Regions from separate parts of the Mus musculus genome. Here regions 1 and 3 are each linked to region 2. Evidence: chromatin contacts called from ENCODE Hi-C or POLR2A ChIA-PET data. All regions are on one chromosome and are shown on one strand. Each heading gives the region's core, a stretch centred on a gene start or an enhancer-like site at or near the end of the contact. The rest is flanking DNA. Distances are from core to core; before and after follow the strand shown.

Region 1 (3,059 bases), core at 146-2,645, 42 kb after region 2:
TCTAACCCATAGGGGCTCTCCAACCCGGGCCACTAGAGAAATATCAACATCATTAAGACAAAAGCATCCAAAGAGGTGTTGGGGACCACAGGACCCCTTCCTGCATATCCTCACAGTCTGTGGGGTTTTTTGTTTTGTTTGCCCTATTTTTCTTTTTTTTTTTTTTTCCGGACAGGGTTTCTCTGTGTAGCCCCAGCTGTCTTAAAAGTTACTCTGGAGCTGGGCGTGGTGGCGCTCGCCTTTAATCCCAGCACTTGGGAGGCAGAGACAGGTGGATTTCTGAGTTCGAGGCCAGCCTGGTCTACAAAGTGAGTTCCAGAGCAGTCAGGGCTACAGAGAAACCCTGTCTTGAAAAAAAAAAAAAAAGTTACTCTGTAGACCAAGTGGGCATCAAACTCAGAGATCTGCCTGCCTCTGCCTCCCGAGTGCTGGGACTAAAGGTGTGTGCCACCACCAGTTCAGCTTTAGATGTTTTTTTTAGGGTAGGAGTACAAGAGATACAGTGTGTGTGGGTTGGAGCCCAGAGGCAACCTGAAAGAGTCTGCATTTTGGGTGGAGAATTGGTTCAGAGGTTAAGAGAACTTAGAAAGGACCTAGGTCCCATTCCCACAACACCCTCTTCTGACCATTGTGGGTACCAGGCACGAATGTGGTATAATAGACTCACACAGGCCAAACACTCATACACATAAAAAATAAAAGTAAATAAAAAGAAAGGAAAAGTCTATTTTTTTTCCACCATGTGGGGCTCCAGGGTTAGACTCAAGCTGCCAGGCTTGGCTACAAGTACTCTTACCCCTGAACCATCTCAAAGCCCACCCCATCCGACCCCATTTTTTTTTTTGAGACAGGTCTCACGTAGCCGAATCTGGTCTTATACTCATTACGTTGTCAAGGAAGAACTTGGACTTCTCCTCTCAAGTGGGTGCCATGGGCATGTGCCATGATACCCAGTTCTACAGTGCTGAGGATAAAGCCCTGGGCTTCCCGCATGCCAAGCAAGCATTCTCTATCAGCTGAGCTACATCCCCAACCCTGTGGTCCATTTTAATTTAAAAGCTGTTTTTCCATCAGCAGTGCACAGCGCCAGATGCAAGGAAGATGCTGAGAATGGTACTAAGTAAAACATCCCTGAGCCGTCCCCTTTCCCCCCATGCAGAGAATTGGATATCCAGGAAGCTGCTCATCCCAGGATCCGGCTCCAGAAACGTCCTGTGACCACTGTTGCCACAGCCCGTGCCTTCTCTAACAGGACTGGGTAGAAGTATCTGAGAGGTAAAGGTCAGATGCCAAGAGGGCCGGGCAGTACTTCACAGGCTCCTCCCACAGCAAGGAGAGTTTGACAGGCTCCTCCCACAGTAGGGAGTGCTGGCCTCTCTTCCAAGCTACTGGGACCACTTCCTCTTTTTTCACTCTGAAGATAGGAACTGCCCCAAGGCAGTCAGAAGCGATGGGCAGATTCCAGGCTGTGGTAGACCTGCTTCACCCGCTGGCCAGGGAGTGCTGAGGGCACCAGCCTATTGCCTCCCTCCCTGCTTCTGGGGTAACTGAGGACCACCTTGCAGGCTAGCAGGATGGAGCGAGCCTGTGAGAAGCAGGACTCAGTGTGCAACCTGGTGGCTGTGTTTGAGAACAACAGGTACAGATGGTGGGGGAGGGGTCGAGCCCTTCTATCTGATCTGGTACTTTGGGGCAGCACCTGGGGTCCCTCCATCCTGGGTGCCTGGCAGTACAGGCAACCACTGCTCTTGTGGTAGTAAGCTGGACAGGGTGAGCATGGGAGATCTCCAATCCATGCACACACACATCCCACTCACACCAGGACACAAATGGGAACAGGAAGGCGGGACACAGATGGAATGTGGCTGACTGGGACAAAGCAGAGCCATGCTCACCAGGCCTCTCTCCTAAGTTCCTTTCTATACCTCAGGGCTTACTCTGATGGCCCTAGGGTGTGACTTGTTTGGTTCCCATCATAGGGAGAACAGAAGAGGGGACACAGGAACTAGCTTCTTTGAATTTTGGGGCTGTGCTGGCACTTGTGTCTGAAGGGAAAAGACAAAGCCAGGAGTGGGAGGGGTCCTGAGTGGCCTTGGAGGGGCGTGAGTGTGAGACATGAAACCGCTTTGCAGGCCTGTGGTTTGGGAGTGCCTTTGGTCCTCTGGAAGCAGATAGAGGTTGGCCTCAGGAGGCTTAGGGGGAAGCTGTGGGGACCTGAGAGACGAGGGGAGGAGGGGCAGGTGGAGGGAGGGGCTGAGCCCTGGATTGTTGTAGAGGGTTCCAGAACCCGGGTACACCACAGTGAGTCCCCATGCCTTCAGCAGCTAGATGCTGGGTAAAGCAGCACTCTTACATGAAGATAAGGAGTCTGCCACCAGAGTCCCCAGCCCTCGGGAGCCACAAGAACAAAGCTTAGTGCCTAGAGTTCTGTGGAGGATGCAGGGGTAGATTTCTACTTGTGATACAAAGTTCCGTCCTTCTGAGACACCAGGCCACAGGCTTTAGATGCCCTGGGAAGGCCTCCACGCTGTGTTGTGGGCCTGCAGGCCATGCACAGGAGGTGCCTGGGGCCTCCACGTGGAAGCCCACATTCACCCCTGCAGAAGTTTCACTTCCTGGGTGAGCAGCCTGACTCTGCCTCTCCAGGAGCTTGGCTGAGTGCATCCTATTCAGCACCTGGGACAGCTCATTCCCACCGCCCTCTTGGCCCACCACACTCATGCTGGAGGGGGCGTAGGCTCATGTAGATGCCAGCCCTTGGGCTACTGAGTGGTGTCTGGCTGCACCTTGCAGGTAGAGTAGCCATACAGAGGAGTGGGTCACTAGAAGCGTGGTCAGGAGTGTGAGAGTCAGGCTCTGAGCAAGGGGACCATGCAGGCGTCTCTCTGTGGAGCCCTTGGTGCCTAGCTGATCTGAAACTGAGGGCTAGAGAGGAAACAGGCACAGGCCTGAGTGCTTAGAAATGCAGAAGCTGAAACCAAATGTACAGGAGAAAAACCTGAGACTCAGCACCCTCTCACCCAACCCCCTCTCCCTGGCTGCAGGCCCTGAGGCCAAGG
Region 2 (3,045 bases), core at 389-2,888:
GTTTAAAAAGCATTAGCCTGCTGAGCAGTGGTGACTCACGCCTTTAATCCCAACACTTGGGAGGCAGAAGCAGGCAGATTTCTGAGTTCGAGGCCAGCCTGGTCTACAGAGTGAGTTCCAGGACAGCCAGGACTACATAGAGAAACCTGTCTCGAAAAACCAAAAAAAAAAAAAAAAAAAAAAAAAAAAAAAAAAAAGCATTAGTCTTGCTGGCTGCCAAGGAGCTTAGGTTTGGCATCACAGACCGTCCACCACAGTGGGCAACAGAAAGGAAGGCATCAGAGAGCCTCAAAGATAGATGTGTGCAAAGACTGACCAAGCAGCATTTGTATTAGAGGTGAGGGACAAACATCCATCAGAAGGAAAACAAACAAATATCTAATTAAAAAAAAAAAAAAGGTTAGCCTGGGCCAGGCCAAGCGCCTTTAATCCTAGCACTTGGGAGGCAGAGGCAGTCAGATTTCTGAGTTCAAGGCCAGCCTGGTCTACAGAGTGAGTTCCAGGACAGCCAGGGCTATACAGAGAAACCCTGTCTCAGGGGGAAAAAAAAAGATGTATGTATGTATGTATGTATGTATGTATTTATTTATTTATGTATATAAGTACACTGTAGCTGTACTGATGGTTGTGACCCATCATGTGGTTGCTGGGAATTTGAATTCAGGACCTCTGTGCTCTGGTCGGCCCTGCTCACTCCAGTTGACCTGCTTGCTCCACCCTAAAAGTTTATTATTTTATCTAAGTACACAATAGCTGTCTTCAGACAGTACCAGAAGAGGGCGTCAGATCCCATTACAGATGGTTGTGAGCCACCATGTAGTTGCTGGGAATTGAACTCAGGACTTCTGGAAGAGCAGTCAGTGCTCTTAACTGCTGAGCCATCTCACCAGCCCCCGATTTTTTTTTTTTTTAATAATTACACGCTACATAAATTTTGTTCACTCTTAAGCTGTTCCCCCTCCAGTGCTCATAGATGTGTGCTGCCAGGGACTTCAATTCCATGTGGCATGTCCTCTAGAGAACATCTTTTTAAAAACAGAGGAGGAGGAGGGAAGGAGGGGGAGAGAGGAGGGCTGGAGAGATGGCTCAGCTGTTAAGAGCACTGGCTGCTCTTCTGGAGGACCTGAGTTCTATTCCCAGTACCCACATACATGATAGGAACACCATCTATACATGCATCTACCATCTGTAGATCACAACCATCTACAAATGAGTTGATGCCCTCTTCTGCCATGCAGGTGTACATGCAGATAGAGCACTCACATACATTAAGTAAATAAATATAATTGCGGAGACATAGCAATTAGAGAGCAGCTAACCTGGGCTACATAATGAAGAACTTGTCTGAGACAAACGAGAGACCTCCACACCCCCTGACTTCTTTCCTGTTCCTGTGGATATTCATCCTCTTGTTTAGAAGGCTCTCCTGGGGCTGGAGAGACAGCTCAGCAATCAAGGGCGCCTGCTGCTCTTGCAGAGGACCTGGGGTGGGCACTTAATGTTGCTGTCATGACCCTTGCATCATCTCTCCCTCCCTTGCTCTTTCCGTGGTACTGGCAGCTTCCTCATCTTACCCAATCCTGTAGGGGCAGGTCTGTAAGGTTCCTTCTTTGTTCTGTCCTCTGCACTTAGTAGTGACTGAATGCCACAGCACAGCGCTGCAGCTGCTTCTGGAATTGTGTCCCCTGAGGATCTGTCCCCCTCAGGAGGGATGGTGGAGCTCATATAGCCTTTGGCCTGAGCCCTTTACTGAGAGAAAAGGAGGCTGTTGCCAAGGACTCCAGGGGAGTGGATTCTGCTCTGGTCCAGACCCAAGGCACCCAGCCCTCCTGGAGACATTGTGTGAGCCGGGCTGGGCCTCCAGACACAGCCCCTGCTGCCCCACCCCAGCCAGGGTGGTGCTTGTGTGGGAAGGACTTTAAGTCCAGCTGCCAGACCCCTGATCAGGAGAGGCAGAGAGGGCTGGCCACCATGCACGGTTCCTGCAGCCCGTGGGTGATGTTGCCGCCGCCACTGCTCCTCCTGCTGCTGCTGATTGCCACTGGCCCCACCACAGCCCTCACAGAGGACGAGAAGCAAACTATGGTGGATCTTCACAACCAGTACCGTGCCCAGGTGTCCCCGCCAGCCTCAGATATGCTGCAGATGGTGAGTGTGGCTGGGGGCCACCTCCTGGGCCTGAAGGGTGCGAGGCAAGGCCTGCCACAGTCCTTCTCCTCGCCTCCCCGTGGGGATGCTCTGTCAAGACTCCTTCCTCTCTGGTCAGTGACAGAGTCCCTGGTGCTGTATAATGCACTGGTCCCCATTATCAGCCCCATCTTCTAGATGAGAAAACTGAGGCTCAGAGGGAACTTTGCTCAAGCTTAAGCCCTGGCTCCCCACACAGCAGTGGCCTCCTCCTCAACTCTTCTCAAGATGGGGTGTCCTGGAGGGAAGAGGAAGAGGCAGATGAGCCCAGAAAACACTGGAGGGGGAGGGAGCAAGCCTGAAGGACTTTGGGGCCCACAGTTTAGGTGCCCTTTCCAAAACCCGGTCTCGTTTGGGGCGCATCCTGTAACCATGTGGACTCTCTCAGTGTCTCGTCGGTAAAATGGGGTCACAAGCACACCCACACGCATGGGCTGACTCGCACACATGTAATACTACATGCGGTGAAATATAAAAAGCACATATATAACACACATACAAATTATCTACACAACAGTGAGAGGAATGCACAGACAGTGGAGGCCGAGGCTGGGTGCCGGTGGCCAATCTGGCGAAAAGAACATTTATTATCAGATGGCAGGGTGGAGGCAGGATGTCTGCTCTGGTTTCAGCTGATAAGAGTTAGAATCACTCCCATTCTGTCCTCTCTGAAGTCTGACTGGTCCACCCCACTCCCAGACACCCTCCAGTGGCCAGGAACCCCTGAGCTAAGGGCTAGGTCACACCTGGGAAATACAGCAGGGAACCAGGGATCCTGACATTTAGCTCTTAGCCTCAGCTTGTCCCCTGGGGCTTGGTGACTCTGTGGGGAGCCTTTTCCTGGTGGACAGTTAGGTA
Region 3 (3,325 bases), core at 618-3,117, 50 kb before region 2:
CATCTACACTCTGTTCCTAGCTCGGAACAGTAAATGTCTCTTCTTGGGAGACATCATCAATAAGGTTTAATCCCCCAGATTTTTTAAAAGGTTTTTTGTTTGTTTGTTTGTTTGTTTTTGTTTTTGTTTTTGTTTTTTATATGTACATGAGTACACTATTGCTCTCTTCAGACACACCAGAAGATGGCAATGGATCCCATTACAGATGGTTGTGAGCCACCATAAATTGAACTCAGGACCTCAGGAAGAGCAGGCAGTGCTCTTAACTGCTGAGCCATCTCTCCAGCCCTTCCCCCCTCCAGCCCTGTTCAAGAGAACAGCTAGAGATGCCTTGGAAAGAAACTCCCCAAAGCAGCCCAGTCTGTGAAACACCTTTTTTTTTTTTTTTTTTTTTTTTTTTTGGTTTTTCAAGACAGGGTTTCGCTGTGTAGCCCTGGCTGTCCTGGAGCTCACTCTGTAGACCAGGCTGGCCTTGAACTCAGAAATCTGCCTGCCTCTGCCTCCCGAGTGCTGGGATAAAAGGCTTGCGCTACCACTGCAAGGCTAGCCCTAAATTCTTAAAGACATTCTCTGTTCTCTTCCAGCCTGTCATCTAAGGAGGCTGCCACTCTGATCGTCACTGTTCTCTGTAAAGCTGGTGTCCTTAGGGAAACAGAACTGTACCTCTTCAGTGCAGTCTCACCTGTCTCTCTTTGCCTTGCAGCTTCAAGTGATGGGAACTCTGCTAACCCCAGTTCTCTCACTCGGTGAGGTTCTGAAAAGGGGACTTTGAGAATTTCCAAGGCCACCATAGATGAATTTAGGCTCCATATATTCTCCTTTTTAGTTTTTTTGTTTTTTTGTTTATTTGGTTTTTCGAGACAGGGTTTCTCTGTATAGCCCTGCCTGTCCTGGAACTCACTCTGCCCGGCAGCTACAGACAGTTCTAAGCCATTGTGTGGGTGCTGGAAAGTGAACTCTGGTCTTTTTCTGGAGCAGCAGGTGCTTGTAACTCCGGAGCCCTTTCTCTAGCCTGTGTAACTGTCATTTTAAGGGGTTAAAAACAAAGTCAGTTCTGGCAGGCTTAGTATGTCAGCTGAGGGTACAGGTAGTAGTGGGTGTCAGGAAAGGAGACTTATTTGTGCCTGTATGGGGAGAGCGTAGAGTGGCCTGGTGGCCTGGAGTCTTTGCTCTGGTTCATCTGACCCCATCTCACAGTCACCATGGCTTTTGAGTTATAGCATCAGGGCTGAGCCCAGCATTTTGTTTCAGGTCCCCGGGTAGAAATCAGTTAAAGGTTCTGATATAGAGGCTTGAGAGATGGCTTGGCTGTTCAGAAAGCTGTTTTCCCAAAGAATTTGAGTTCAGTTCCCAGAATCTATATCATTCTGCTCACAGTTGTCTGTAAGTCCAGTTCCATGGGATCCGGTGCCTCTGAAGACACTTATGTGCATGGAGAAGCGTACACATACTACACACACACACACACACACACACACACACACATATACAAACAGTTGCTGACTGCCACTCCCTATTTGTGAGAGAAACCTGCAGTCAGTTAACCAGCTCCATAAACCTGTTTGGCTGGTTCATGGTCAGGTGTTGTGAGAATGTTCATGTTACAATATATAATTCTTGAAGCAGTTTCCTAAGAGTACAGTGCTTAGTGATGCTTACCACAGAACCAGCAGTCAATAGATACAAACGAGTGAGCCAAGTGTAAATGGGAATGAATTGAGTCAATGAGTCCGGACCCCTAAAAAAATTTTTTTATTATTATTATTATTGTTGTTATTAATATTTTGAGACTTCTACGACTGAGAAGGCGCAGTAGTGCCATCTGGACGTCAGGGGGAGCAAGAGCACAAGCTTTTCAGATACCGCGAGATTTGCCCCGCGCCCCGCGCCCCGCGACCTCGCCAGATCTGTTTCGGAACCTGGGGCGCAAGGAGCTTTTCCTTTGTGTTCCAGCCCTGGCCGGCGGCGCGAGAACCACTTCCGGGTCGCGCTGCCGGAAGCAGGAAGTTGTTGGCCCACCCTCCTCGCCCGGCGGCTGCTGTCCCCGAGGCGGGAGGAGCCCGAGAGGGCGCGGGCCCGCATGTGAGTGACTGGGGCCCGAGGCCGGGAGGGGGGAGGCCGGCCGCCCTCCGCGGCCGCCGCTGCCTCGCGCCGCCCTCCTCGCCGCTCCCGTCCGCGTTCTGCTGACTGACAGCACCCCCGACCGCTCCCCGGGGCAGATCCCCTCTGACATCTTTCCCGAGGCTCCGCGGGGAGGGTGACGGGGTCCGACACTGCTCGAACTTGGTTCGCAGACGTGGCGGCCGTGTCCGAAAGCCCTGACCCCGCTTGCCAACCTGTCACAGATGCCTTAGCGTCACCCCTGAATGGCCCCTTCTTAGACATCTTAGCCCAAATGTTAAGGAGGAAGTACTTAATTTAATTTTATTTATTTTAATGTGGACTTAATGTGATAAACTTGGCGTCTCAGAACGTGGCATGGCACACTGACCCGTTTGCAGTCAATCGCCTGCCAGTACGAGAAAAATAAGCTGCCTAGTGTTTCCTTGCATTTTAAGACTTAAACCTTGCAAGCCATGTGTCGTGAGTATGCTATGTCAGAAACATAAAGGGACACGTTTGTCTTTTCACAGTGCCAGGCACAATGTCTTTCACAATGGAAGTACAGATTCACAAACTGGGTTTCGTTGGCTGCAATTTTGCCAAGATTTCGAGATTTCCCTTGACAGCTGGCCATCACCGAAAATAGAATATATCATTCCAGTCTTCACTGGTGATATTAACTCTCACCGGAGACTACACATCCCACAGTAATTATATGTCTATGTAGGCTATTGAATAGCTGTGTAAGGGGTAAAGAGGCCACAGGAGTTCTAAGAGGCCTTACATGAAGCAGAAGACAGATGTAAAGAGAAAGACAAGTATTCATGATAAGGTATGAAGGCTTTGGAGCTGAGGGAGGCCCGGAGCTAGACTTCACCATTGAGGTGAGCTTGGGAATGAACTGGAAGATGGTCCAGAAGGACACACAGGTGGCCACATCAACAGTGGCAGGAAGGGGAGGATCTTGAGCTCCAGAGATTGGTAGGAGTTCTCTGCTGTCAGCCTTTAATGAACACACTCGTGGTTACACGGGCAATGGGGGCTCTTGTCATTATAGCTTTAGAAGTGTTCATGGGGCTCAAGTGAAGGTGATCGATTTTTGCCACTTTCTAGGGCATATGATAAGTTGGTTTTATTTAGTGTATTTGATAATGGATCTCCTGGTGTGAATTCAGTACCCTTATGTGTTCATAGAGTTCTAATTTATTTTGATAAGTTATGG

Evidence for each region. Hi-C counts contacts between places; a loop is a spot of excess contacts on that map. ChIA-PET counts read pairs that join two places held with the same protein, here RNA polymerase II (POLR2A).
Region 1: a map of left cerebral cortex shows a loop between it and region 2 (2.0-fold over the local background). The contact joins the promoter of Fgd2 here to the promoter of Pi16 in region 2. A Hi-C loop is called at or near these places in 4 of 37 maps with a recorded cell type or tissue (T-helper 17 cell, left cerebral cortex, regulatory T cell and 1 more). POLR2A ChIA-PET finds 5 or more read pairs at or near these places in 3 of 5 experiments (Patski and embryonic stem cell).
Region 3: POLR2A ChIA-PET joins it to region 2 with 18 read pairs in Patski. The contact joins the promoter of BC004004 here to the promoter of Pi16 in region 2. A Hi-C loop is called at or near these places in 6 of 37 maps with a recorded cell type or tissue (T-helper 17 cell, adrenal gland, gastrocnemius and 2 more). POLR2A ChIA-PET finds 5 or more read pairs at or near these places in 2 of 5 experiments (Patski and embryonic stem cell).

The regions. Positions count from the first base shown.
Region 1 is chr17:29,359,519-29,362,577 of GRCm38, forward strand. It overlaps Fgd2 (FYVE, RhoGEF and PH domain containing 2), which reads left to right and starts at 1,396. Exons shown (of 16, transcript NM_013710.4): 1 at 1,396-1,639. The coding sequence starts at 1,575.
Region 2 is chr17:29,317,244-29,320,288 of GRCm38, forward strand. Pi16 (peptidase inhibitor 16) reads left to right here and starts at 1,639. Exons shown (of 7, transcript NM_023734.3): 1 at 1,639-2,148. The coding sequence starts at 1,972. Gm46603 (a long non-coding RNA gene) reads right to left here. Exons shown (of 4, transcript XR_003952339.1): 4 at 2,541-3,045.
Region 3 is chr17:29,266,921-29,270,245 of GRCm38, forward strand. It overlaps BC004004 (cDNA sequence BC004004), which reads left to right and starts at 1,868. Exons shown (of 9, transcript NM_030561.3): 1 at 1,868-2,082.